5 separate regions of the Homo sapiens genome follow, and regions 2, 3, 4 and 5 are each linked to region 1. A link is a contact called in ENCODE Hi-C or POLR2A ChIA-PET data. All regions are on one chromosome and are shown on one strand. Each heading gives the region's core, a stretch centred on a gene start or an enhancer-like site at or near the end of the contact. The rest is flanking DNA. Distances are from core to core; before and after follow the strand shown. Region 1 holds the start of ZNF608 (zinc finger protein 608). Region 2 has its middle 85 kb from the start of LINC02240. Region 3 overlaps LINC01170 (long intergenic non-protein coding RNA 1170). Region 4 overlaps LOC101927421 (a long non-coding RNA gene). Region 5 overlaps LOC101927421 (a long non-coding RNA gene).

Region 1 (5,448 bases), core at 791-3,290:
ACACAGGACGGTCTGTGACATTTGATGGTCCATCTTCTTTAATAATAAATTTGTTGAAGAGATTATAATTTCCAAAATAAAGCGGCTGCAACCAAACACATTCAATGCAGTTAGAAGGAAAAGGTCAACTCGATCCAATACAGACCGTAAGTACGGTTGCGTGGTGTGTCTCTATATAGCACTTAGCGGGGACTTCATGCAGGGGAATGTGCGAGTTTTATGCATAGAAATGAGGAACTAGTTACAGGGTTTGGCTTTTGCATTTAGAACAACAACCCAAGAAGGGTGAATTTTATTCAGTGGAGGGTGAAGCATTTGTAACTTCACACAAATTAAGCTTGACTGGGCACTCGGGGTAACTTAGAGGAAATTAGCTTTTGGGCTCTAACCCAAAGGAGAATAAAAGTGACACAGTTGCATATCCTGGTCTGCAGTGTCAATTCTCTAGCTCACCTTACTCCCTCCCTCTTCTGTCCTAGCTGGGCAGACCCCCCTCCCAAAGCGATCCAGGAAAATGGGGGCAAGGGCAGAACAAGCCGATTTCTGTCTCCTGTCAGATCCCAGTGCCCGATAATTTAATATTAAACAAGGGAATAGTCACTCATTACATGTAATGGTTATAATTACCATTCGCCATCTCCTTAAAAAAGCAAGCAACAAAAATACCATTAAGAGAAAAAATAAAAGCCCCACCCAACCCAAACAAACCCACAAATAGTAACAATGGTGTATTTATTACAGGACCAGGCTGGGGAGCAAGCAAAAGGTTTTTCTTTGTTTAATACATGAAGTGGGGGTCCCTAAAATCCAAGTAGCTCGGAGATACCCTTCTCCCTCCCCCAGGCGTCCCCGTCCCTGGCCCCTTGGGAAAGCCGACAAATTGGAGATAAGTTGAGGAAAGGTTTATAAAGTGTTTCTTTAAAACATCTGCTTTGCTCTTGTGCTCATTACATTTCGCTCCTTCCGAACTTCGGAGATCCTAGATCTCCGAGAAATGTTTCACATTCATAACTTGTAGCTTCGCCCACTGCGGGGGGGCGGGGGGAGGAGGTTGGGGGAGTGTGTGCAGGGGGAGGGGAGAGACTTTCAGCTTTTTTTTTTTTAAAGACCAGATCAGTATTTTCTTGATACGCTTGTCACCATTTTTGTTCTCACGACAACCAATTGAGCCCTTGATCCTCACGTGATGTGAAAGGCTTGCACTGTAACAAAATCGCTCCTTTTAGATGGTTGGTTGTTACTAACTCGCCCATCCCCCTCTCCCAGCCCCGACATTTCCAGCAAAGCGACTCTCCACTTCCAATCCATCAACAATTCATTACTGCTTTTAGCTTCCAAACGCCAGCTAATTAAAAATACTAAGCCAAGCTCCGGGGCCATCTGACTAAACACAGGAGGGGCTGGGCGAAGGGAGAGGAGAGAAAAAATAAATAAAAGGGAGACACACCGTTTGCTGCGAGTATAAGAGGGAAAAACTCCCGAAAAGGGTCGCCTTAAAAAAAAAAAAAAAGAAAACAAAAACCTTATTTTGACTCTAATTATCGAATTACCACATGACTGGCTGACCTGAGCGACAGAGGATTCCACTCCCCTCGGGAGCTATACTAGGAACTCAGTTCCTTTTTCTTAAAACAACATAAGACAGGAAAACATCACATCCTTTAGGTTTCGAAGACTGAGCCCATTTTAAACGCCGTTATTTTCCCCACCCCACCGCCCCAAGCCCCCCGCCCCCCGCCCCGAGCGAATGCTGTTATAACTGGTTTATCAGCTCACTGAATCATCTGCTGTCTCCTCCTCCACACCTTTCTTTTTCTCCTCTTGCCCAGTTTCTCATCCCACCCTTTCTTCTCCTCCTCCTCCCTCTACTCCCCCCCTCCTTTTCTCTTAAGTTAGTTCAAGAAATCAAATCTGTCAGGACGGGCGGAAAAATGCCACTTCCCGACTAACAGGCGGAATCCAGCCCAGATTTTCAGTCCTTTCTTCTTATTCTTTCTTCCCTTTCACTAATTTATCCCGATGTTAGCACATTCTGTCTCGTTACTAGCGGACGCCTGTAGGTTTGCTACATGGGATCATTACTGATCACGGTGACTCTGAAGTCTGGAACTGAAGGCGGAATGAGAAGTTGGGAAAACTTTTTTCTCTAAACTCTCTGTTTTTTAAAAAACTATTATTCTCGATGCTTGTTAAGAGGAAAAAAAAACCTTTGGTGCTTCTGTTGTGAATGTGAAACATTATTTTCCAGCTGTACAGTGACACATTTTTTTTAAGGAGAAAAGGACTGATTCGTTTGCCAAAAGGGGGGTGGGGAGGTGGAATAATGTTATCGAGTGATTATTCTGGCTGAGATGTGTTATTTGGTTTCTTCCTTCTTGATCATTTGGTGTTTAAGTAAAATGAGGCACAGGCTTGTTTGCCGAGTGGAGTGGGAAAGGCATTTTGATTTGCTGGCCTAATTAAAAAATGATAAAGGATTAAAAGGTAAGCAATGTCTGTGTGTGTGTATGTGTGTGTGTATGTATATTTATTTATTTTTTTCTTGACAATCAACTGTTAAAAAGGGGCTGATCCCTTTAAAAACCGTTTTAACTGCTCTTTGTCAAACACACTCATTTGCGGTCATTGAGGCCACCTTGGCGCAGATCACTTAAAGTGTATGTCTTAATCAGTTTTCTGTACAGTCAGTAGCACCGTATTTAAGAGAGTGAGCAATTCTCTGACCTAGGAATATGGTAGAATTGTTTAAATGTATTTTTTTCTCAAAAGGCAGGTATTTAACTTTTTATATAACACTGTCTTTTCTAGAGAGAAATGCTCTTAAAAGACATGCATATTTCAAAAAAGAAATTGTAGAAGCTGTTTGGGAAAAGAGGATAGGAGGGAGGTATGTGTGTGTGTTGGGGGCAGTTATTGGTTGTTTTTTCTGTTCCTTACTAGGAACAAAAAACAGATTGCCCAGACAATTTGTAAAAAGAAGTACTGAAACCTAAATTAGAAATAAGGAAAATTTAGCAACATTCTATTCTGAAAACTAGCCTCAGAACTTCCAGGGTCTGGTCTTCTAAATTGCAAGATCTAGGACATGTTTAGGGATGTTTAAAGCTGTGTTCTTCCTTCTTGTCTGAGTGTTCAGGCTGTGTTTCTGGGGTTGAGATATCACATGTGCCAGACTGAAATCCTAAACTTTAAAAAAGAACACAAAAACCTTTCTGGACTTGAATCAGATCCTTAAGATAATTTAATGCTTTTAAAAAGGTGATTATCCTTGTGTTGTTGATAAAGGGATTTTCTTTTTAGCTACCGTAAGATGCTTACTGTCATAGGTTTATTTTTCGGGTTTGGTTATTTTCCTTTAAACCTGATATTGGACTGTGAGGACAATACATGAGCCACCTTACTCTCCATCCTTCCCTGTCCCCTTTACTGATTCCCCAATACTAATCGTTTTTTATTCTGGTAACACCCAGACAAGAAATATTCGACTTTTCCCCCCCCCTTCACAGGAAAAGGTGGACCTGGACTGAGGGTGTAAAATCCCTGGACACATTCGTGGGGCAGGAAAAAGAAGAGGAAGATTAGAAGATTTTTTTTTTCTTTGAGAGAAAGCCCAGCGGAGATAAACGAATGTCCCCTCATCTCCAAAGAAAAGTTCATCGGATTTTTATTCTAGAGAGCTCATCTTCAGGATGTCAGTGAACATTTCTACTGCAGGAAAAGGTGTGGATCCAAATACAGTTGATACTTATGACAGTGGCGATGATTGGGAAATCGGGGTTGGAAATTTAATAATTGATTTGGACGCTGATTTGGAGAAGGACAGACAGAAATTTGAGATGAATAATTCCACCACCACCACTAGTAGCAGCAACTCCAAGGATTGTGGAGGTCCGGCCTCCAGTGGGGCTGGTGCTACCGCAGCCTTAGCTGATGGCCTAAAATTTGCTTCTGTTCAGGCCTCTGCTCCCCAGGGGAATTCACACAAAGAGACCAGCAAATCAAAAGTGAAAAGGAGTAAAACTTCTAAGGATGCTAATAAATCTCTGCCTTCTGCTGCCTTGTATGGGATTCCCGAGATCAGCAGCACTGGCAAGAGGCAGGAAGTCCAAGGGCGCCCTGGAGAGGCAACTGGCATGAATTCAGCGCTGGGTCAAAGTGTGAGCAGCGGCGGCAGCGGCAACCCAAACAGCAATAGTACCAGCACCAGCACCTCTGCCGCCACCGCGGGGGCAGGCTCCTGTGGGAAAAGCAAAGAGGAGAAGCCAGGTAAAAGCCAGAGCAGCCGAGGCGCCAAGCGGGATAAGGATGCGGGGAAATCCAGGAAGGACAAGCACGACCTGCTTCAGGGCCACCAGAATGGCAGTGGCAGCCAGGCCCCTTCCGGGGGGCACCTCTATGGCTTTGGGGCCAAGAGCAATGGAGGTGGCGCGAGCCCCTTCCACTGCGGGGGCACTGGGAGTGGCAGCGTCGCCGCTGCAGGGGAAGTTAGCAAAAGTGCCCCGGATTCAGGGCTCATGGGAAACTCTATGTTGGTAAAGAAGGAAGAGGAGGAGGAGGAGAGCCACAGGCGAATCAAGAAACTGAAAACTGAGAAGGTAGGATAAAGTCGCCTTCCTAGATGTCCTACTCTCCTCTGTGTGCATTTGTGTGGGTGTGTGGGGGTGTGCCTCTGTGTGCCTTACACTTTATGCTTTCTGGTTCTTTGTGAGATTTCTATGATATGCATCCTTTATATTAAAATTTGATATGGGGGAGCCTACTTGGGTGCAGTGTTTGGCTCTTGCTTCTGCTGTCCTTGCTGCTGCTGCTGCTGCTGCTGCTGCTTGTGATGCTAGTGTTTGGGTTCCCAGGTGGGAGGGCCTGAGTGTTCTAAGTACCTTTTGCCCTGTAGATCGGTTCCTCACTAGTCAGCAGGTTGCCGTGTGCTTTTAATAGAAAACCTGCTCATGCACCCTCTTGACTCTTGTCCTGCTTTCTTCCTTAAGGGGAACAGTTTTCTATTTTAATTTATTCATCCTAGTATTGCGGGTAATGTGTCCTTAGGTGCAAGGTTCAAGTTCCCTCCCTGGAGAGGAATGTCGAGGATTCGAATTTACATTCTACAGACCTCATCCCTTTTATTTTTTCTTACTGTCTCCAAAATAGTACTGTGAAAGGATATCCTTGAATGAGTTCTTGTTATTGGTCCTGAATGAAACCCCAAGCTTGATGTGTTGGGTCATTGGTTTCATAACTGCAGAAAAACTCGATGGTTTTGGTGGCTGTTAGCACTCTACCCCTGTTCCCTCACCCAGTTCTTAGCTAGAGATTTAAGAGTGTTATCACTTGGATACCTGACTGGGGAGCTGGACGGCTGCTAAGAAGAATAAAACAGACTTGCTGGACTGATACTCGTGAAATGTGAAAATGTAGCCAAAGGGGATGTAGACGGTTGAGTGAATTGGAATA
Region 2 (5,448 bases), core at 929-3,428, 660 kb before region 1:
TTACAACATTACTATTTTAAACCGAAACCCATTTTATCTGCATGCCAGCTTTTTATTTGTTTTACCAACTATATCTATTTCCATTACTGCAAGGCTGATGGTTTGTCTCAAGAGGAAATCAAATCCATTAATTCAGAAATTTCAAGCCCGACTAGCTCTGCCATAAGCAGCATTTCTTATGCTAATAGCAAATGTGCTGAGACTGAAAGGAACTGACATGGCCCTGTTTTTTATCATAACTTAAGCATTTATGTAAGAAGGCAAATCTAATAGTAGTAGGAAACTGTAAGTGTTATTATATATAATTCACTTTCCTGAGATCTGGACAGGGCTCTGGTTTGTGTAGCCATGGTTTAAATCAGGCTGCCACAAGACTTTAACTCACCTGACTTTCCCTATTCAGCCAACATATTGCTTCACAACAGATACATCTAGCATGAAACTAGATTTGTGTGTTTGTGTGGATTTGTTTGTTTTATTCTCTACTGTTTTTTCCCCCTGCAAGACGGACTTTTGTCAATGCAGGGGGAAAAAAAATCATTTTGTATTCAGGGGATGTCTGAAACTTACGCGTGTAACAGCACTAGCCTGAGACAAACCTGGCTCCTTCTGTTTCATTTTTAATACACTCTGTTTGGGTCCTATCACATGGTTTGTGTTCAATTAGATAGCTTGACTCGATAAAATCTGACTCTGACCCAGAAAAAAAGGAGAGAGAGAGACTGCTCCTGACTCCTGCTTAAGCTTTTGCAGGCACTGTGACCTGTTTATGTCAATGGTAAAGTTTAAGAGATTCCTATCACAGAACCACATCATCTTCTGGGATCTTAAAAATACAGAAAGCACTCGAGGACCCTGGCCCTCCTTTGTCACTGCAAAGCCCTTCAGTGCTGTAAATCAGTCCTCATTGGGAGCTCTTATACACCAGCCGTCACCGATAAGCTTTGGAGAAGTAGACAAGGCTTTTAGGAATTGCTGAACCATGAAGTTGACCTGCTTAGGGTTTTGTTGTAGGCTATTAAATCCGGGATGGCCGTTTTAAGATGATTCCGCTTTCTTTTTCCCTTGGCCTGGTTAAGCAACTCTACCCCCACCTCATTATTTGACTGATTAAAAAAAAAAATCAGAATGGAGCAACCTGCTGTTTAAGAATACTACCTTCACACATCAATTTAATGAGAGTGACTTATGCTGACGTAGTTTACGGGCTCAAGCAACTTGACGCTAATTTTGCAGCTAAGAAAAGATTTACTAACTGTACATACTGCTCTGCTTTTGTTGGCAAGGGTACCACGATTCTTTTCTCCAAAAACAAACTCTAAATCTTTTGTAAACATGCATTATTTGGTTAACACATTGTAAATGGATCCCAGTTGTGCAGCACAAGCACTGTTCACTATTATGTAAACAATTATTCACTGAAAGCCTTGCTTTAAATTGTAAATGAATATATTTCAGCTGTAACATTGCTTTCAGACCTGCCCAGTGGTATAAATCTGGTCATTTGTTTTTTGCACTCTGCCTATTACTAACCGGTTAGAAATGTGCTGATTATTTGCACAAGCCTTTCACACTGCGGGCACAGTTAAATTGCTGTTTTATTTTTCCTGTGTTTGATGAGTGTTAACAGGAGCGCCATTTGAGGAAACCCAAACCAAATACAGCTCTTTAATTGGGGTTGGAGTGTTTGGGAAAAGCCACCCGGTGAGTAATTCCACTGTTTAATGTTTGAAAGTTCATCCACCTCACTATAGGACTTATGACAAGATTAATTAAAGGGAGTTAACAAAAATGCAGGGCTTTGCTCAGCCAACCAGAATAGCTTGAAATACGGCGCACTCACTTGCAGGGATGTAGATTATTTGGTGCAAGGTCTAATTCCCAACTCTCTCCTTTAAACTCCTGTCATTGCCAAATAGCTCCATTTTAAATTCAGTATCTCTTCAAGAAAGCACAATCTGGAGAAAAAAATATGACAGAGGTATCTCATTGGGCCCCTGTGACTTCCTTTGCTCACAGGGTACGCCCAGTGGCTGATGAAAGTTTCAGCTGACTCAGAAAGCCTTGTCTTTTTATTTCCCCCTAAACAGTCAATGATTCATTTTTAATGTTTCCCCACCTCTTGTGGTTTAATTGGGTTTCAGTAGTGTGCTGATCTGCAGAGCTTGGAAGACAGAAATAATGACCTTGGATGATCTCATTGGTGTGCACCAGAACAAGTGTAGTTTTATTGAGCTCTGTTGCTAGAACTGCAAAACTGTATGTTCATTAACTTAGACAGTGCTGACCTTAGATCAAGCCTAGGATAATGGGAAAAGCCCCAGATTCCAGCCCTGGATTTGCTCCTGACTTTGCACACTCATTTTACCTCTGTGAGTCTTGCCTGTGGCATAGCCGGGTTGGATGGCACCATCCTTATTGTTCCTTCTGAAACTGAAATTCTCAGATACCTGCAGTGCATAATTCTACCTGCTCTTTCACATCTATAAATAAATAAAAGAGGAAGACTCAGTGATCAAAAGATATGGTGTTTAATAGCTAAAAGGACGAGGCTTTTTATTTCCACATTGAACATTAGAAAGGGGATCTGCAGTTTTTTTTGTTACTGAAAATTCTGTAGAATTCAGGTAGAATAGGTATGCTTCCTTCTGTGGCTATTCTTTGCAACTTAAATGACTATACTATCCTTAAGTAAACCACACAAGAAATACTTTGTAGATCTACAATGGTTTGTAATTATATTATTTATAATTTGTTTAATATACTTTCCCTTATAGTGAACAGGACTCATGCTACCTTTTTCTTCCTAATAATCTACTTATTCAGATAGTCTATTTTGCATATTACATTCAATTTAGGTTGAAAGAATGAAAGTAATGTGCACATCAATAAATGGCTGTGAAAATTAAGATAGAAGACTTTTTTGTCTTCTCTGAAACTTTCTCTTTTCTAGATACTGATGCAAGTTATCACTAATGACAAATTGGAATCATAAGCCTTGAGTACAAAAAGTCCATTTAAGGACAATTATGAGCTTTGTCATAATGGAAAATACAGGCATTGATTTCTTTTCCTCTGCTAAACACAGTTTTCTAAAGAAGAAACAGTCAGTCTCCTGTAGCATTTCTCTTACCTATATATATGTGTTCGATAGGCAGTTCCACAGAACAAATGGAAATATTTTTTAATTACATATGTTTTAGTTAGAAACACACTTGGAATTTTTTTAAATTGTAGTTTGTAATAGTCCTGAGTCCTGGTAGTTGGTTTATTTTAAAATGTAGATGTTACACCAAATTGAAATATTAGCAGTGCTTTATTTTACCTGCTTCCCTATCTGCCCTGCCTTTCATCCAGTGCTTCCAAGAGAAATACACATTTCACACTGCTCACAGTTCTAACATTTTCTTTGCCTATTTCTGACTTCTGACCTTGTCCAGACAGATAACCATGCTATGATGACTTTACCTTTCCACTCTCTACTTTATAACACCATGTCTAGGAATGCCCCAGTTAAAAGAAGGAGCCACTGATTCAGGCCAAATGTGTGGAATATTGATAAAGTCCATTCAGAATTGAAAAGTGTGCAGGGTTGCTCACAATGACCTTCTTAGAAACACATTAAGGATGTACAAGTGTTTCTGGTCTTTATTATGGTCTTGGCTATTTATATTATACAAGGACAGACTTCGTCTGACTGGTTTTTGCTATCAAACTTTCACGTTTATTTCAATAAATGGTCACTTAAATACCTGAAAGAGTTCAAGTAAGTTTTTACATCAGTATGTGGAACGAGTGCAAAGCATTCAAATAGTCTACTATGCCCAAGTCGAGACTTTTCTGCTGTTGTCAATGAGTCCATATAATCTAGCTGAAAAATATTCTGAGCATTTTCCTGAGCAGACAGAATTCCTGTCCTGGACTTATATCTTAGAGAATGTGCAGGTAATCTAAAGAATCTTTAAAATAAAGGCCAAGCAGCCTTGGTTGATATGTTCCTCTTCAGTTACTTAAATTCTAAGTTCTTTGGCAGTAAGGAATTTATCTTATTCATCTTTCCAATCTGACTACCTAGCGCAATGCCTCACATTTAGCAAATGTCCAATAAATGTTTGTTGACCTAAATAATTATGGCATCCTGAATATTCATTCTTTACTCCATGGTAGTAGAGAGATGAGTCATGTAATCAATGTGTACAACTTACATGTATAGGAAAATAGTCATTCCTACTTACAGAATGTCCAGTTTGTGAATTCACCTAAGGCTAGACACAGGTTCAGAGGCAGAAATGTCATTCATATTGCAAAAATGAAGATTTCCCTAAAATATGATTAAAATAATACACCTATTAGAATTAAATCAATATACCAGCAGTAGAAGGGAAGATTACAAGGCACAAATAAAGAAACAAATCTTTGTATTTAGGTGAGTCCTCATCTTAAAAATGTCTTCTATTATTATGTATTTAGAACGTGGTTTTTTTTTTTGCATAAATGTTTGCAAGAACCTGTAGCTGCACCTTCTTCTGCTTTTAGACCTGTTGGAGTGAGACTCAAATTTGACAATCACTTATTTAAGTACTTTAGTAACAGAAAGAAATAATTTAATAGTTGATATGGTTTGGTTGTGTCCCACCCAAATCTCATCTTGAATTGGAGTTCCCATAATCCTCATCTGTCATGAGATGGACCAGGTGGAGATAATTGAATCATGGGAGCACTTTACCCCATGGTGTTCTCGTGATACTGTGTGAGTTCTCAGGAGACCTGATGGTTTTATAAGCATCTGGCATTCCCCTGCTTATACTTCTCCTTCCTGCCATCATGTGAAGAAGGATGTGTTTGCTTCCCATTCTACCATGATTGTAAGTTTCCTGAGGCCTCCCCAGCCATGCTGAACTTTTAGTCAATTAAATCTCTTTCCTTTATAAATTACCCAGTATCTGGCAGTCCTTTATAGCAGCAGGAGAACGGACTAATACAATAGTCATTGTCATATAACATATTATTTCACTCTTCTTAAGTAAGCATATATTATTTTTATAAAAATAATAAAGCTATTTTGAAAAAGAAAGTTGAGTATGCCATTCTTTCAAATGCAGTATGATACAAAATACAGTCAAAAGGAATCAGGAAAGTCTGCAGATGGATGTTACAACCACACTAAGTCTTGAAGGATAAGGGAATTTAGCCTGGAGAAAGGAAGCAATGTTCATTTCAGGCAGAGGGAAAAGCATATGTTGATATACAGCTTTGGGTTTAAATCACATCCTGTTAAAAAGGCCTTCCTTGACTATAATACAAATGTTATTTATATTTTATAGAAACAATTAATAATTTAGGAAAATTCTCTACCTCTTTCCTCAAAAAAGTATTTGTTTTTTACAAATGGAAATTTGATATTTATAATAAAACAACTAATAAATGACTCAATTTGACCTCATTCAT
Region 3 (5,448 bases), core at 2,012-4,511, 620 kb after region 1:
TTTTTATAGTGTTTATGAAAGTGGTTCAATGTGTCTTCTTTTAAGAGATCATATATCCTAGTATTAGTAACATGAATCTATAGGCTTGTCAAATATATATGTTAATAAAAAAATTTAAAACCACTTTTTCTGCATCAATTCCAGAAAGTATATGTACATTTCTGCCATCACACGAAATCCGATTGTTGCCAGATGGCACAATCGGGTTCCGTGTGATGGCAATGCCATGCGTCTCCCCTGCAGAGAGGCTGCTGCTTGCTGAGCCCTGGTGTGATAAGGGGCATAAATCACAAATCGTGTCACCCTGGCCAAGAAACAAGACATCTCTCAGTACTACCTCCCATAAGCAGATGCCACAGAGACTGCCAGATTCAAAGTCACTCTTGCCCTCTATCTGAAACAGCAACCCTTTGAAGAGAGCCCCTGGTCCCATGTGTGTTTGCAGCTCCCTATTTATAATCTGCAGGTTATTCTAGCAACTAACAATATCATTTTGGTAGTTACTAAGAGTAATAAAGCACCCTCTCTGTCGTGATCTGCCTATTTTATGACACTGGCTGGCTGGTGTCTCATAGTTTAATTACTTTAAGTCAATCATGTACATTGTTATGTTGATACTACTATTACTACCAATAAGAAGCCTCAAGTATTGAGGCCTATGGGCTAAGGCACCATACGTTATTTCAATATTCCTAACAACCTTACAAGCAAAGTATTGTTATTACCATTACATGAACTTGAGTGCAATGAGGCACAAGAATGTTAAAGTTTGAATGTTAGCCCTTGGTGGGGCAGGGCCTGGAACTCCAGCCAGTTTGATTCCAGCTCCAGGTATTTGACTCTGTACCAAACTACTTGGGGCTTTTAGAAAAAAATCCTTGTAAGAAAAGGTGAATTACAACACATAATAGTATTTACATTCTTCCTTTCTTAAAGTATCATTAGAAAAACTTGATCATTTTTCATAAAAGACTTTAAAAAATAGATTGCCAACTCTCTTGCATTGTTAAACAGAGACTCTTCAGGGCCATCCCAGAAAGAGCATCACATTTTCTGGAGAAACCTGGGCTTTGGAACCAGCCAAATCAGGGCTTTAAAGCTGAGCTTATTGACTTACCAGTTGTGTGACCCTGAGCAAAGATTTAACCTCTTGGAACCTCAATTCACTCATCTGTGGAAAATGAAAACAAACAATACTGACAACTTTGTGGCACTATTCTGATGAAGAAGTGAGATGATGTGTGTCAAGTACCAAGACGAAAATAGCAATTATGCTCCATTATTGTGAGTCTGAGATACAGTGATTATTTCCTTTTGCCTTATGGATTCTTTTGCTTTGAGAAAGCAAGAGAAAGAAAGAATGGATTTAAGTGTTCTAGTGTGAGAACCGGTCAGAATGAAATAGATGGTTGCTGTTTGTTGTGAGCAGTCTGCAAAGTGAGAGCAGCACCCAGAAAGCAGGCGGGACGGACCGTGGCATCCAACGCCCCTTCAGCCTCAGAATAGTTTGCTCTGCATAAAGCCAGCCGAGAGATGTCTATCCTAGGCATTCGGGGCCTTGGGATCCCCCAGCTAGTCTATCTGAACACTGCTGGTCCCAGGAACCCCTCACAGTGGCAGGTCTGAGCTGGAGAGAAGGGCCAGGGACTTAGGGGATGTGATCAGAGGTCCTGCAGCAAGTCAAGTTCAGGGTAGTGATGCACTTCTGGGTCCACTGGGTCACCTGTGCCTACTCCTGCTGTTCAAATAGGGGATGGTGACTTTTCAAGTTTCATAGTTCAGAAAGTATATCAGAAGGGAGGCTTAGGGGCCAGTCTTAGTGTTTCTGTGATCTAGCTGTGCGACCTGGGTTAAGTAGCTGTGCCTCACTTTTCTATTCTATAAAATGGGCATAGCAAGACCCATGCACTGTTCTGTGGAGAGAATAAATGTGAGAATGATCATAAATGCACTCCAAAAGTTTAACACTGCTGAAACACTGCTCACCTTTTTGTCATCCATACTCCACCTGATCCATTAAATATGTTGTAATGTAGTTCATTGTTATTATGATATCATCAACTATTTTACAGGATAGAGAATAGGGACAAAAGAAATTAAGTGATTTGCTCAGGGTTGCATGGCAAGTCGATGCAGGGAGGGTTTCTGGCCTTGGAGGCTGTGCCTGCTCTTGCCAGAGCATGGAGACCCTCCTGAAGCCGGCCTTGCACACTTAGTCAGCTGGCATGCTCCATGTGCATCTTCCTGGAGCATGTGGTCTCTTGGTGCTGCTCATGGAAGCAGTTGCCTTGCACAGATGTCTGAGAACTCTCGCTGTGGGTCTCACTCTGGATCCTTGTGCAGTAACCCTCCCCTAATCTTTCCCATAAATAATGATGAGCCAGACCCTGACTTTCTCTTTGACTGGCCCATCTCCCCAGTTACTCCCTCTTCCCTATAGTGCACAAACTATGAAAAATTACAGTTCATTCACACTTTAGGCCCTGGGTAGCTGAATCCAGTGCCTTCAACACTTAGCCCTCTTTGTTCCTCCACCGCAACCCAACCTGCCTGCACCCTCTTTGTGTGTATATGTGTGTTTGTGTGTTTCTATTTAACTAATAAACTTTATGCTTTAGAGCTGTTTTACGTTCATGGCAAAACTGAGTGGAAAGTACAGAGAGTTGCACATATCCCCTGTTCCACACACCACCTTCTTTTTTGAAGCTATGATAACAATGCAACTTTCCTAACGGGCGCTTTGTACATGGAAGGCTCCTTCCCAATTGAACTGCCATAGCACAATGCAGTAAAGACTCTGTAACAATAGCTGATGTACTGCACATTACAATTCTAATCATATATTTTATTGGAAGCTGTATACCTCTTAGAGCCAGCATTTCATTTGCCTCCTTTGCCTTATAGAAACACTGCTGCTGTGACAACGGGCAGCAGTAAAGCTAATGGTCTTTTCCAAATTCCTTCTTAGATTCAAAGGGAGAAAAAGTGTGAAGGAGAGGGAAAGAAAAAAATCACACAGTCATTTCCAGCTATTTGTGTTAAAATACAAAGAAAACAGGGCACATTCAAAAATGGTATGCCGGGAAGCCTCCATTAATATTTATTTTGGCATTAATATTGATAAGAAAGTACTTTGTAGCTGGGCTTTGTTGCCTACCCCAGTATCCTCAAGCTCCCTGTTATTCAAGCTGGTGGCCATTAGCTTGCGTCTTCCTCTGTACCCAGAGCCTCTGAGAGACTTGGCGGGCCTCCAGCTCACTTACGCTTAAATGGACACTCAAGCTCCGACGGACACACAGCTAAATAGAGGCCAATAATTCAATACAGTATGACTGTACTGGGGCTGCTAGTAAATCCATCAAGCAGTAAATATCATCTGAAGCCAATGCAAGCTTTTATCTTTCCAATTTTTTTGTATGTCTGAGCGAAGCCCAGGCATTCAGCGAATCATGTAATTTATTCTGCAGTGCCGAGCCTGGGCTGTCTCAGACATCATATTGACTTTTTTTTTCTCCCATCTGTCAGGGGCAGTCAGCAGCTCTGCTATTGTGAGAGCGCATCACATTACATCTATTTATTTATTTATTTCCGCTGCTTCTTTGTAGCATGATTGGGCAAGAACGCATTATCTCAGATCAGCGAATACTAAGAAAAGCATCTGAACATCATTACGACAGCATGTTAAACATTTGTCCTACCCAGTTTGTTAAATCAGCAAATGTATTTCCAGCAAATGCTTGTAATTGTTCATAAAGGGCTCCCTACTGCAGGGTTTTACTAAGCTGAAAATATGGCCTGTTATTTTCTTCAGCTCTTTAGGTCAGCGGTGATTCCAATATATTGTAAATAATGCTGAACAGCTGGTGTACTGACTTGGTGTGTGTGTGTGTGTGTGTGTGTGTGTGTGTGTGCGCCTCTGTCTGCATATGCATGTGTCTGCACACAACCACACACCTGGCTATAGCTCTGCATGTTGCACACATATTTTGTGCACATGTAAATGATTGTATAGGTCAATGCGGTATAAAGTACTGTATATGGCCAGGCAGGCCCAACACTTTGGGAGGCTGGGGTGGGAGGATTGCTTGAAGCCAGCAGTTCAAGACCAGTCTGGGCAAGAAAGTGAGACCCCTGTCTCTACAAAAAATAATGTAAAAAACGTAATTAGCCGAGTGTGGTGGTGTGTGCCTGTAGTTGTAGCTATTCAGGAGACTGAGGTGGGAGGATCCCTTGAGACCAAGAGTTTGAAGCTGCAGTAAACTATGATCGTATCACTGCATTTCAGCTTGGGTGACAGAGCGAGACCCCATCTAAAAAAAAAAAAAAAACAGTGCTGAATATTAACTTCACAAAGTTAATGATTAGGTTATGGTTTACAATGGTTAGAGAATGTCCTGCTTCCTAATCAATCAAAATTTAGCCTGAGAACAAAGCTCTTTTGGTTACAGTTGCTGTCTTCTTGAAAACTTAAAAAGTGTAGCTCCTAAATTTAAATGTTATTTATGATTCTCTTGCTCTTCTTCCTGTATAAACTTCAAATCGAAGAGACAAATAGGAGGAAGCCCCTCTTTTCACAGTGGGGTTTGAGACTGCTACTGCTGGACAGAGCCATCAGACATCTACTGATTGGATGATGACACCCCAAGTAAGATGCTTCCCCCTAGGATACCCCCCAAAGCAACTAACTCTTTCTCAAAAGCCAGGTGTGCTTCTGAGACTCATCCTGATTGACTTGATTCCATTTGAATTTGATTCATGTCCTACTCTAGATGCATGCATCAAAGAAAAGTGTTTTAGAAGTTTCTTGATTTTCTTTAATAGGCATCATAAATGTACTTCACAGAAACACCAATGCAGGATATGCAAATGGAGCCGGACTTAGAGTCAGCCATGTTGTTTGCCCAACTTCTCTTTACAAACAATGTTTAAAACCAAAAAATCCCACACCTTTTTATAAATGACTGTAAGTAAGGCCGTTGATATTTTGAGAAGCAGTGAAATCGACATTGTTTTAAGAACTTGGCTCTTCTGTATACGTATGATCAATTTTTAAAAATGGCATCCTATTCCTTTGGATAACTGCATTCATTGAAAAAATACTTGTGGTTTGTACTTGATAAAGAATATCTTTCTATGGACTGATTGTGAAAAATGACTTTGTATTTTATACTCCATTATTAGTGTCACCACCTTAGAAAATATCAAATTGGCTTTCCCATCTACATCTGACCAGGAGAATCTGGGTAAACATGAGTTTTATTCTAAGATTGGATAGAATTATGGCTCACATCCTTGGGTGCATAGTTGGGCACACTCTCCCTCTCCACACAGCAGAGAGCATCAATGCATATGTTTAATTTCCCTTTATTAACCTCCAGTTAGAAAGTCCTGCACAGTACATGCGGCTTTTAGTATTCCAAAGAGCAGACACACTGTCTTTCTAAAAAA
Region 4 (5,448 bases), core at 2,149-4,648, 570 kb before region 1:
TAGGATTTTCAACATAAACTGGGTTTTATAATACACTACTTGATGAGTGTTGAGGTTGACTGAATTAACGGCTGTTCACGTAGACAGTTTGAATACTGAAGCCCAAGTACAAAGATGAAATAGTCAGAAGCGGAGGCACCCAGAAAAGCACCTCTTCTCCTTCCCCACTCAGTTTATCTAAAGATAGGAATTCTCATTTTAACTGTCCTGTAAATCAGGGTTCCAAGTTAGAAACAGTGAGTGTATGGATGAAAGTGAGCTCTTCTTAGGCTGATTCTAGCCATTCTGCTGTGCTAGCCAACCACCGTGGCTAGTCATTTGGTCACAAAATGCAGGGGTCACATTCAGCAGAAAAGTTTGGGCTAAGAACAGATATGCATTGTGGTATTATTGGTCTGATGCTAGGCACCTTGATATGGTTTTCCTCTGTGTCCCCACCTAAATCTCATCTCAAATTGTAATCCCCACATATTGAGGGAGGGACCTGGTGGGAGGTGATTGGATCATGGAGGTTGTTTCCCCCATGCTGCTCTCGTGACAGTGAGGGAGTTCTCATAAGATCTGGTTGTTTGATAAGTGTGTGGCAGTTTCCCCTGTGCTCTCTCTTTCTCTCCTGCTGCCATGTAAGATGTGCCTTGCTTCCCCTTTGCCTTCTGCCGTGATTGTAAGTTTCCTGAGGCCTCCCCAGCCATGTGGAACTGTGAGTCAATTAAACCCCTTTTCTTCATAAATTATCCAGTCTCAGGTAGTTCTTTATAGCAGTGTGAAAATGGACTAATACAGATAATTGGTACCAGAATAGTGGCATACTCCTATAAAAATAACCTGAAAATGTGGAAACAACTTTGGAACTGGGTAACAGGCAGAGGTTGGAACAGTTTGGAGTGCTCAGAAACAGACAGAAAGATGTGGGAAAGTTTGGAACTCCTAGATACTTGTTGAAAGGTTTTGACCAAAATGCTGATAGTGATATGGACAATGAAGTCCAGGCTGAGGTGGTCTCAGATGGAGATAAGGAACTTGTTGGGAACTGGAATAAAAGTGACTCTTGCTATACTTTAGCAAAGAGACTGGTGGCATTTTGCCCCCTGCCCTAGAGATGTGTGGAACTTTGAACTTGAGAGAGATGATTTAGAGTACCTGGCAGAAGAAATTTCTAAGCAGCAAAGCATTCAAGAGGTGACCTGATTTTTCCTGAAAGCATACAGTTATATACACTCACAAAGAGATGGTTTGAAATTGAAACTTATGATTAAAGGGGAAGCAGAGTGTAAAAGGTTGGAAAATTTGCAGCCTAACCATGTGGTAGAAAAGAAAAGCCCATTTTGGGGGGAAAAATTTAAGCCAGCTGCAGAAATTTGCATAAGTTAAAAGGAGCCAAATGTTAATAGCCAAGACAATGGGGAAAAATGTCTCCAGGGCATGTCAAAGACCTTCATGGCAGCCCCTCCCATCACAGGCCTGGAGGTCTAAGAGAGGAAAATGGTTTCATGATCCGGGCCCAGGATCCCACTGCTCTGTGCAGCCTTGGGATGTGGTGCTCTATGTCCCAGCTGCTCCAGCTCCTGCCTGGCTAAAATGTGCCAACGTACAGCTCAGGCCATTGCTTCAGAGAGTGCAAGCCCCAAACCTTGGCAGCTTCCACATGGTGTTTGGCCTGCGGGTGCACAGAAGACAAGAGTTGAGCTTTGGGAGCTTCTGCCGAGATTTCAGAGGAGGTATGGATTGGATGTCCAGGCAGAAGTCTGCAGCAGGGGCAGAGTCCTCATAGAGAACCTCTGCTAGGGCAGTGCAGAAGGAAAATGTGGGATTGGAGCCCCCACACAGAGTCCCCACTGGGGCACTGCCTAGTGGAAGAGGGCCACCATCCCCCAGACTCCAGAATAGTAGATCCATTAACAGCTTGCACCATGTACCTGGAAAAACAGCAAGCACTAAACACCAGTCCCTGAAAGCAGCCAAAGGGGTTGTACCCTGTAGAGCCACAGGGATAGAGCTGCCCAAGGCCTTGGAAGCCCATCCCTTGCATCAGCATGCCCTGGATGTGAGACATATAGTCAAAAGAGATTTTGGAGTTTTAAGAACCCTGGCTGGGTTTCACACTTGCATGGGGCCTGCAGGCCCTTTGTTTTGGCCAATTGCTCCCTTTTCAATAGGAACATTTATCATGTGAATGTACCCCCATTTTATCTTGGAAGTAACTAACTCGTTTCTGATTTAGAGTCTCATAGGCAAATCCTGTACCCCCATTTTATCTTGGAAGTAACTAATTTGTTTCTGATTTTAGAGGCTCATAGGCAAAAGGGACTTGCTTTGTCTCAGATAAGACTTTGGACTAGGACATTTGAGTTAATGTTGGAATGAGTTAAGACCTTGGGGGACTGTTGGGAAGGAATGAGATTGGTTTTGAAATATGAAAAGGACATGAGATTTGGGAGGGGCCGGGGCAGAATGATGTGGTTTGGCTCTGCATCCCCACTCAAATCTCATCTCTAACTGTAACCCCCACATATCAAGGCAGGGAACTGGTGATTGGATCATGGTGGCAGTTTCCCCCATGCTGCTGTCATGATAGTGAGGGAGTTCTCAGAAGATCTTGTTGAGTTTCCCCTGCACATTCTCTCTTTCTACCAATGCCATGTAAGATGTACCTTTCTTCCCTTTCCCCTTCTGCCATGATTGTAACCCCTTCACCTTCTGCCATGATTGTAAGTTTCCTGAGGCCTTCCCAGCCATGTGAAACTTTGAGTGAATTAAATCTTTTTTAAAAAAATAAATTTCCCAGTCTCAGGTAGTATCTTTATAGCAGTGTGAAAATGGACTAATACGTACCTGTACTCTGGAAAAAAACAGTCTAGGTTTGAATCTTGGCAGTGTTCATTATAGTTGTATACAATGACCAAATCTTGACTTCATCATCAGAAAAATGGGAATATAATATCTCTCAAGGTTGTTGGGAGAATTAAATGAGATATTCCAGATAAATCCTTGAATCACAAACAGGACATAGTAAGCCTATAATAAATATGTTGTATCTTTTTGATCACAACCAAAATTTTTAATTATTAGTGTCTTTTTATTATACTTTCTAGGCTTCTTGATGTAAGAGAGAGGAGGATAATTTCAGATTGTCTAGCTTTCATTTGTGTCTTCTGCGGATGGGGAGAGACCCAGACATACCAGATCATAGATTCTCTGACTTTCCAACTCTTAAAAAATGTAATCTTAGTTTCTTAAACAATCCTCCAGTTACACATTCAGAGAATCTTGGAATATATTACACATATTCCTGGAATGTGTTATACAAGATATCCAGAATGGAATTTTGAATAATATGACTCAGACTAGGAAATGTGAGGACAAAAATTCATGAGCTGTTTAGTGATTCACTAACACTACTAGTTTGTTCTTATAGTTATGATTCCATGTCATTGGTAGGCATGAATAACTGGACACAAATAATACCAATAGTGAGATGTTTTAAGTATCTACTACTGTATCACAAGCCATCCCAAAATGTAGTTACTTAAAACAATGACTATATTATCTCTCATGACACTGCAAGTTGGCTAGGCTCAGTCAGTTCTTCTGCTCCATGTGATACTCCCTGGGGCTGCAGTCACTGGGGGGGGTTCAACCTGGACATCCAGAACATCCAAAATGGCTTACAGTTGGTTCTGACTGTCCACTAGGAGCTTAATTAGGGCTGCCAACTGGAGCACCTCTGTTCTCCTCTACGTGGTCTTTCCATATGATCTGGGATCCTCACAGCATGGTGACTGCGTTCCAAAAGGCCAAAAGTAGAAACTTCCATTCCTCTTAAAGCCTGGACTTCAAGGTCTCAGAACATCATTTCTTCTTCTGAAATTGCTATTCTCGTGGTCATATTCAGTTATAAGTCAGAATTCAAAGAGAAGGAAAGTGAGCTCTACCTTTTGATCTGAGAAACGGTATGTACAGACAGGGAGGAGAATAAACTTACAAGATAGATATTATGTAAGCTTCATCTGGTACTTTTTAATTTTTTACCCCATTAGATCAGAGGTTGGCAAACTATGGCCTGTGAGCCAAATCCAGCTGAATGCCTGTTTTATAAATAAAATTTTATTGGAATACACATTTGTTTGTTTACATATTGACTGTAGCAGCTTTCAGGCTACAATGGCAGAGTAGAGTGGTTGTGACAGACTTTGTGGCCAGCAAAACCTAAAATATGTATTATCTGGCTATTTTCAGAAGTTTGCCAACCCCTGAGTTAGACTATTAGCTAGTTCTTGCAAGCAGGTAATACACACATACACACACACATACACAAAGAGACAGAGAGAGAGAGAGAGAGAGTGAGTCACTGACTTAACAATGGTTTGACTTACAATGTTTCAACTTTACAATGGTAAGCAGGTGATATATGCTCAGTAGAAACCATACTTCAAGTACCCATACAACTATTGTGTTTTTCACTTTCAGTATAATATTCAATAAATTAAATGAGTTATTCAAACTCTATTATAAAGTAGGTTTCTGTTAGATGATTCTGTTCAACTATAGTCTAATGTAGCTGCTCTGAGCCTACTGAAGTTAGGCTAGGTTAAGCTATAATGTTTAGTAGTTTGGTTGTATTAAATAAATGCATTTCAAGTTGATATTGTCAGCTTACAATGGCTTTACCAGGATTTAACTTCATTGTAAGTCAAGGAGCATCTGTGTCTGAGGGCGTGTGTGTGTGTGTGTCTGTGTGTGTGTGTGCATTTTTTCTTAAATCTGCGAACAGTACACCTGCCCACCAGAATTGTTCAGCAAATTAATACTCTAATGTATTTTTTGATATAGGCAGCTATTTTTGACTACTTGGTAGTAATTATTCAAATAATATATTTGTGTAATTTTTATTAAAATCATAAGACTATTCTTGTACTGTAGTTCATCATATTTACTTGTGCTTCAACCTGCTGAAGTTTTGCTAAGTGAATTTCCGTGCAAAGCAAGTAATCAAAATTCACATTTCAAATGAATCTTCATGGAAGTGTAAGTCATGGTAAAAATGGGGGAAATGTTATATATACAATGTATCAGCTTGTATCTTTAATATAGTTACAATGACTTTAAGAGGATATAGCATCACATTTTTGAAATTCTTTTGTAAAAGCTGTTTTTATTCCAAATAGCCTTTCTCTTTCTAAATTGAGCAAACTGTCATCAGAATCTTGCAGTGGTTTAAATTTCTGATATATTTCCCTGGAGAGCAACATAATCTTGACTTATGGAGATGTGTATTTATGAGTGTTTACTATATACTCACGAGTATTAATTAGGTTGTTTTTAATAGTCTCAAACATAACTAAAATATTTGCAAGACTCTTTATTATATGTGGTGGGAGAATATAAAGATACGTACTCCACGAATCTCAAATGTATTACCTAGGTTAGGACTTCCCATACTCCCCTAAT
Region 5 (5,448 bases), core at 1,511-4,010, 530 kb before region 1:
TTTCTCTAACATGACATTTTAAAACTAGAAGAGGCCTTTGAGGCACCTAGACCAAAACCCAAAATTCTTTTTTCTCATTACAAAGAAAGAGTAATAGAGCCATGAAGTCATACCTGAAACCCACATATCCTGACTTCCCATCTAGCTCTTTTTGTAGGCCTGTGTATAATCTCAAACTATTCTTATTCCTCAACTTCTGGCTTTAGTCCATAGGTAAGGCAACTATTAATTTCCTGTAGGTAAAAGGGTTATGTACACTTGAATTTTGAACAATTTCCTTGCAATTAATTTTTCTCCTGGAGTCCAAGAATATAGCTTGGGAGCTAAACTTTTTAAAGTTATTTGAATGGCACTGTCTCATTCTGTCTCTCTTTCTCTGCTCTTTCTGTCCCTTCCCCCTTTCTTTGCTCCCTTGCCTCCTCTCATCTCTCTCTACTCCCCTTTTGTCTTTCCCTGTCCCCACTTCCCCCACCCCTCTTTCCAAAACCTTCTAAAATTTGATCGCAAAAGTTAGTGCAACAAGTTTTGTTCCTGTTTTAGTTCACAGCTGATTGTAATGAGCCATTATACTTACGACTTTTGAATTGTATTGCTTCTTCATTTGTGTAAAAACCCTACTAAGCAGCAGTTTGTACACTGGTGACAGCAACAGAATCATGTGTTATTTTCTGAAAGATGTGGTGAGATGGAAGTACTGGAAGTATGCTACCACTCTGGCATGACACATTCAGTTTTCCCTTGCTAATTCATATATTTTTTCAATAAGGTGTTATTAGCCAATCTTGAGGAGCTGAGACAAAAGATGATGTGATTCAGGATCTAGTGAAATGCCAAACTATGCATCTTTCAGAGTTTTGCAGATAGAACATCGTCCATTCATTAACTATTCAAGGAACTACTCTGTGCCAGGTACTGTACTAGACATTAATGATACAAAGGTGGATGAGGCACAGATTCTGCTTTGAGGAACTCATGCTTCTTTAGGACGATGGAGAAGTAAGCCCAGATAATGTATGAGCTCAGCAGTGGAGCATATCACTTAGCAGAGGAGAAAGGGGACTTTAAAAATTATCAGGAATGATTCCTGAAGGATGTCACAGTTAAACTGCCTCTAAGGATGAATAGGGGTTAGCATGTAAAAGATAGAAGAGAAATCTAGGTCGATGAATATCATTTACAACAAACTGATGTTATGACAATAAATGTCCTTCCTGTTCTTGGAACTGCAATGAACAAAAATTTATAAATTTTAGGCAATGTTTTTCAACTCCCAAAACAAGGTAAGGAAATTGCAATGATGTCCTCTGTACTAAAGAATCCAGCTACAGAGTTCTAAGCCTGCTCCCTTTTTATGTCCAATTGGATAATTCCAAAAGGTATTATTATTTGCCACACTTGCTCTATTTACCACTTTTTCCTCACCAAACACACATAATCAGCAGCTGATAGTGGAAGAGATGGGGGAAGGACACAAAGGGGAGTACAATGGAGAGATGACTGAGCATGAAGTCAGCAGTCTAAAGCCCACCCACAGCTCCAACCGTCTCCCAGTCTCTGATCTTGAAAATAGCATTGAACCCCTCTGCACTTCAGTCCGCTCAGCTTTTCATTGGGACAGAACAATATCTTTACTTCTTGACAACATAATGAAGAGTAACAAATGAGAAATAAGGAAGTAATATAGAAAGTGTACAGCATTCTACAGATATAAGATATTACTATCTATATATAGGGTACATATAACAGCCCCGTCTGTGCAGAAATAATGCACACATCCATCTATATGCCAAGGGAATGAAGGGAGCATGTGCTGTTTCCCAAACTGATAAACCCCATGTCTGTTCAGTACATAGGTTCTGTACATTTCCTTTATAGTTCTTCATACCTGTAATAGTTAATGTTCACTTTCTCTGTTAGGTCTGAGATTGTATTATTCACTACCATATTCCCTGCACCTAGTAAACTGCCTGGGAATATGCTAGAGGGGAGGAACCGACATAGTTCTCAGTAAATCTAGTCTGACTAAAGAATGAAGGTTTTAAACCTGAATTATATGGGTTTAAACGGGTCAGCATTTTACTAGCTCTGGAGACATAATATTTTAATTGTACACAAAGCAATATTTGATTGAAGAGATTAATTTCCAGTGGCTTTTCTTACATGGTAGTTTTGGCCAGCTTTGATCCTTTTTGAACATGCATAGGAGTACTCTCAGCCACATTCCATTTCTTCAATGCACAGTTGTTAGATATCTACAATATAGGTTTATGGCATTTAACTATGTTCTGTGCAGAGAAACAAGAAGTATTTAATTGAAGCCTCCTATCCGTATAAAGTTATCTGGCCATTCAAATTAACGAGTGTTCAAGAGTGCAATGAGGAGTTCAGGCCAAAACAGTACAGTAGTTTAAAGGAAGGAAAGACATGGGCTAGTTGGGGAATGATTTCATGGTGCATTAAAATAATAGCCAATGTTTATTGACTTCTTGCCAAGTGCCAGGCATTGGCCTAACTCTTTTATACATATTAACTCATTTAATGCTCACAACAACACTTGACTTAGGTACCATTATATTCTCATTTTAAATTCAAGGAAATCATGGCTGACTGTGGCTTAGTAACTTGCAAATTTCCATAGCAATAGAGCTAAATCTGAACCTACGCAGTCTCACTCCAGCACCTACACTCTAAATCACTATAATATGCCTCCTCCAATAAACCTTCAGGGCTGAGTCAGATGTGATTAGTCAGAGAAAAACAAATAAGAATGGGGGAAGAGTGAGTAAGAGCAAAGGCATGGAGGTAGGATAAGAATAGCCCAGTCAGAATGTAGGTGTATTAGGCCATTCTTGCACTGCTATAAAGAAATACCAAAGACTGGGTAATTTATAAAGAAAGGAGGTCTAATTGGCTCTTGGTTCTGCAGTTTGTATAGGAAGCATGGTGCTGGCATCTGCTCAGCTGCTGGGGAGGCCTCAGGAAACTACAATAAGGGTAGAAGATGAAGGGGAAACAGGCACATCACATGGCTAGCACAGGAGCAACGGGGTCGGAGCTATACACGTTTCAACAACCAGATCTCATGAGCACTCACTCACTATTGGGATGACAGTACCAAGAGGATGGCGCTAAACCATTCATGAGAAATCTGCCCCCGTGATCCAACCACCTCCCACCAGACCCCCTCTCCAACATTGGGGATTACAATGGAACATGAGATTTGGGTGTGGATACACACCTAATCCATATCAGTAGGATTACAGCTGAGCAATAGCAGAAGTCTGATCTGGAAAGTTCAGATGAACTGATGCTATGAAGCCTTGAAAGATAAACTGAATAACTAGTAGAGACTGATTAATGAGAGTTCAGCCAAGTTTAAATATGTTAATACAGTGATGTGCAGAGGTATGCAATAGAATCTGTGCCTTCTGGCCTTTGAGGCAACTTTACTTTTCCAGAAAGAAGAGCATGCCCATCTCTGAACATTCTGCTTTGGCTGCCTCACAGCCATCCCTTGCCCTCTTCCTAACAGCCCTGATTTCCATGTGGGCATCCATCAGGCTCCATAGCTGGAGAGGGTGAATGAGGCTAAGCCAATCAGAGACTCTGGGCTCTCTGACAAAAGAGATAGTCAAATCTGCATTACCTTCAGACTTTTCCTTGAGGTGTTTAGACAAACAATGGGGTTGAGAGTAAGAATATAAGGCCAGAGGAGCTAGGCCAGGAATAAACCCGACTCACAGGGTAGAGCACAACAATGAGAAATGGAGCTCAGACTCTCATGATATCATTGATCTATGAATCCCACATGCCTGAAGCCCACCCAACTTCTGAACTTTTCAGAAAAGTGAACCACTATATTCTCTTTGTTATTTAAGCAGGTTTGAGTAGGTTATCTATTACTACAATAAAATAGTAAGTAATACACTGCTTCATGATAAGGATTTCACCTTGATTTTAGGACAACTAGAAGCTCTCTCTGAGCTGGGTGACACAGCTCATAATATTGTCTCCTTCTTTTCATGACCTGCTCTTCAGGACATCACCTGGACAAATCCCAGTGATTTTTTACAGTTCAGCCCTGAAGCCTCAAATCCCAAGTCAGTATCATCTTTCGCAGGACTGCTGACATCTCTGCAATCTGGAGCTTATAAAGACACTGGGGTGACCGAGGAATAGCTGTATATCATCCCCAGGGTTTTCACATCAAAGGACCCAGTGGAGGCCTCATCCTGTTCAAAATGACAAATTAAAATGAATCCCAGAGCTTTATTCTCTAAGAACATAAGACATGTTTTCTTTTTGAACATTTCATTGCACTGTCTTCAGAATCAAGCTCTCTAAAGAATGTTATTATACCTTGAGCTTCTTGACACATTTCCTAATAATTTGAAGCTTCTGACATTTATACAATAAAAGATTGCGCTCTGCAAAAGAAAAAAAAATCAATGAATCTTTTTGGCAATCGTCCTAAATCTGTAGAGATTAAGTTCACTTCCCAGACATTGCTATTTCATATCAAACACAGAGTCACGCAGTATAATTAAGATAGTTGTAGAACCATATATTTCATGCCCTAGCTGTCTGCTTTAAACTATCTTGGGAAGTTCAGAAATAATAGGGAAGCTACATCTTAACCAGAGTAATTACATTTGCTAAGCAGAATGGGATGAGCAAGAGCTATGTAAAAGAATAAAATAAATCCACCACAAAACCAAGAACTTCTACATTCATTCTGATATATAAACCTTGTTGATAAAAAAGAAAAAAAAATAAAGGGAATAAAAAGAAGAAAGGCTCACCTCCAGTTACAACTCCCAGGAGAATGACAGCTATTATTTCCTATTGAGTTGGTACTTACCACACAGAGCCTGAACAATTCATACAGAAAAATAAACCATAACATTCCTGTTTATTATTACTTTAGCTGAGAGGTGGTGACATTAAACAGTTCTGCACTGCTGCTATAAATCAGCAGGCTAGAGATGTTCTCAGCATGGGACTAGGACTCCTTGGAAACCACTCTCAACAAAGCAACCAGCTGTCAGAATTCTTCAAATTAAACTGTTATTACAGTAGTATTCATTAGTCAGTTACTGGCTATTAAGATATTTTTATATCAGCACCATTGACATTGGCTGTTGCTTTTTAATATGCAAGTTATATATAAACATGATTCAGTGGCTCATGTGAGGATGACAGCCTCTATTAGAGCTTGGTGTCCCCTGTCTAAAGGCTGCTACAAAGGGTTGCTGTCTTATCTGTGCACACTTAAATTTCTCTGGGAAGCTGGATGTTTGTTCTGGTGGTTGGAGTGGGGAGAGGGCTAGTAATAATATATTTCAACACTAGTGTTTGCTCAGAAAAGTGATAGCTCAACGTCAGAAATTATAACTCTTAAAACTGTTACTAAGCCCCTGATGACAGTGGTTTATGCTCCTCCAACTT

The links. Hi-C counts contacts between places; a loop is a spot of excess contacts on that map. ChIA-PET counts read pairs that join two places held with the same protein, here RNA polymerase II (POLR2A). Pooled maps may share reads with other maps.
Region 2: a loop to region 1 is called in a map of PC-3, with 11 times the contacts of the local background. The contact joins the enhancer-like site here to the promoter of ZNF608 in region 1. A Hi-C loop is called at or near these places in 22 of 168 maps with a recorded cell type or tissue (Caco-2, Calu3, GM11168 and 16 more), 34 of 37 single-sample maps with no recorded cell type and 27 of 50 pooled maps. POLR2A ChIA-PET finds 5 or more read pairs at or near these places in 10 of 52 experiments (AG04450, HEK293, HEK293T and 6 more).
Region 3: a loop to region 1 is called in a map of heart left ventricle, with 2.3 times the contacts of the local background. The contact joins the enhancer-like site here to the promoter of ZNF608 in region 1. A Hi-C loop is called at or near these places in 1 of 168 maps with a recorded cell type or tissue (heart left ventricle) and 1 of 50 pooled maps. POLR2A ChIA-PET finds 5 or more read pairs at or near these places in 1 of 52 experiments (SK-N-SH).
Region 4: a map of endothelial cell of umbilical vein shows a loop between it and region 1 (4-fold over the local background). The contact joins the enhancer-like site here to the promoter of ZNF608 in region 1. A Hi-C loop is called at or near these places in 3 of 168 maps with a recorded cell type or tissue (IMR-90, chondrocyte and endothelial cell of umbilical vein) and 2 of 50 pooled maps. POLR2A ChIA-PET finds 5 or more read pairs at or near these places in 3 of 52 experiments (OCI-LY7, SK-N-SH and activated B cell).
Region 5: a loop to region 1 is called in a map of endothelial cell of umbilical vein, with 7 times the contacts of the local background. The contact joins the enhancer-like site here to the promoter of ZNF608 in region 1. A Hi-C loop is called at or near these places in 3 of 168 maps with a recorded cell type or tissue (Calu3, PC-3 and endothelial cell of umbilical vein) and 2 of 50 pooled maps. POLR2A ChIA-PET finds 5 or more read pairs at or near these places in 5 of 52 experiments (BJ, HEK293, HEK293T and 2 more).

The regions. Positions count from the first base shown.
Region 1 is chr5:124,743,231-124,748,678 of GRCh38, reverse strand. It overlaps ZNF608 (zinc finger protein 608), which reads left to right and starts at 2,040. Exons shown (of 10, transcript NM_020747.3): 1 at 2,040-2,484; 2 at 3,507-4,595. The coding sequence starts at 3,690. RefSeq lists enhancers at 1-800, 928-1,107, 801-1,799, 3,839-3,908, 3,748-4,441 and 3 more.
Region 2 is chr5:125,405,526-125,410,973 of GRCh38, reverse strand. No RefSeq gene overlaps it. Among named protein-coding and RNA genes, the nearest start is that of LINC02240, 85 kb to the left of the region's middle. Within about 2 kb of position 2,178, at least 8 of the 41 ENCODE cell types and tissues checked have a DNase peak (open chromatin) inside an H3K27ac peak, as active enhancers do; they include PC-3, Panc1, endothelial cell of umbilical vein and 1 more, where a contact is called at or near this core.
Region 3 is chr5:124,125,869-124,131,316 of GRCh38, reverse strand. All of the region lies in intron 4 of LINC01170 (long intergenic non-protein coding RNA 1170), which reads left to right. LOC101927397 (a long non-coding RNA gene) reads left to right here. Exons shown (of 4, transcript XR_246575.3): 4 at 1-123. Among named protein-coding and RNA genes, the nearest start is that of LINC01170, 310 kb to the left of the region's middle. Within about 2 kb of position 3,261, at least 4 of the 41 ENCODE cell types and tissues checked have a DNase peak (open chromatin) inside an H3K27ac peak, as active enhancers do.
Region 4 is chr5:125,309,826-125,315,273 of GRCh38, reverse strand. All of the region lies in intron 4 of LOC101927421 (a long non-coding RNA gene), which reads right to left. Among named protein-coding and RNA genes, the nearest start is that of LINC02240, 180 kb to the left of the region's middle. Within about 2 kb of position 3,398, at least 4 of the 41 ENCODE cell types and tissues checked have a DNase peak (open chromatin) inside an H3K27ac peak, as active enhancers do; they include endothelial cell of umbilical vein, where a contact is called at or near this core.
Region 5 is chr5:125,275,008-125,280,455 of GRCh38, reverse strand. All of the region lies in intron 4 of LOC101927421 (a long non-coding RNA gene), which reads right to left. Among named protein-coding and RNA genes, the nearest start is that of LINC02240, 220 kb to the left of the region's middle. Within about 2 kb of position 2,760, at least 2 of the 41 ENCODE cell types and tissues checked have a DNase peak (open chromatin) inside an H3K27ac peak, as active enhancers do; they include endothelial cell of umbilical vein, where a contact is called at or near this core.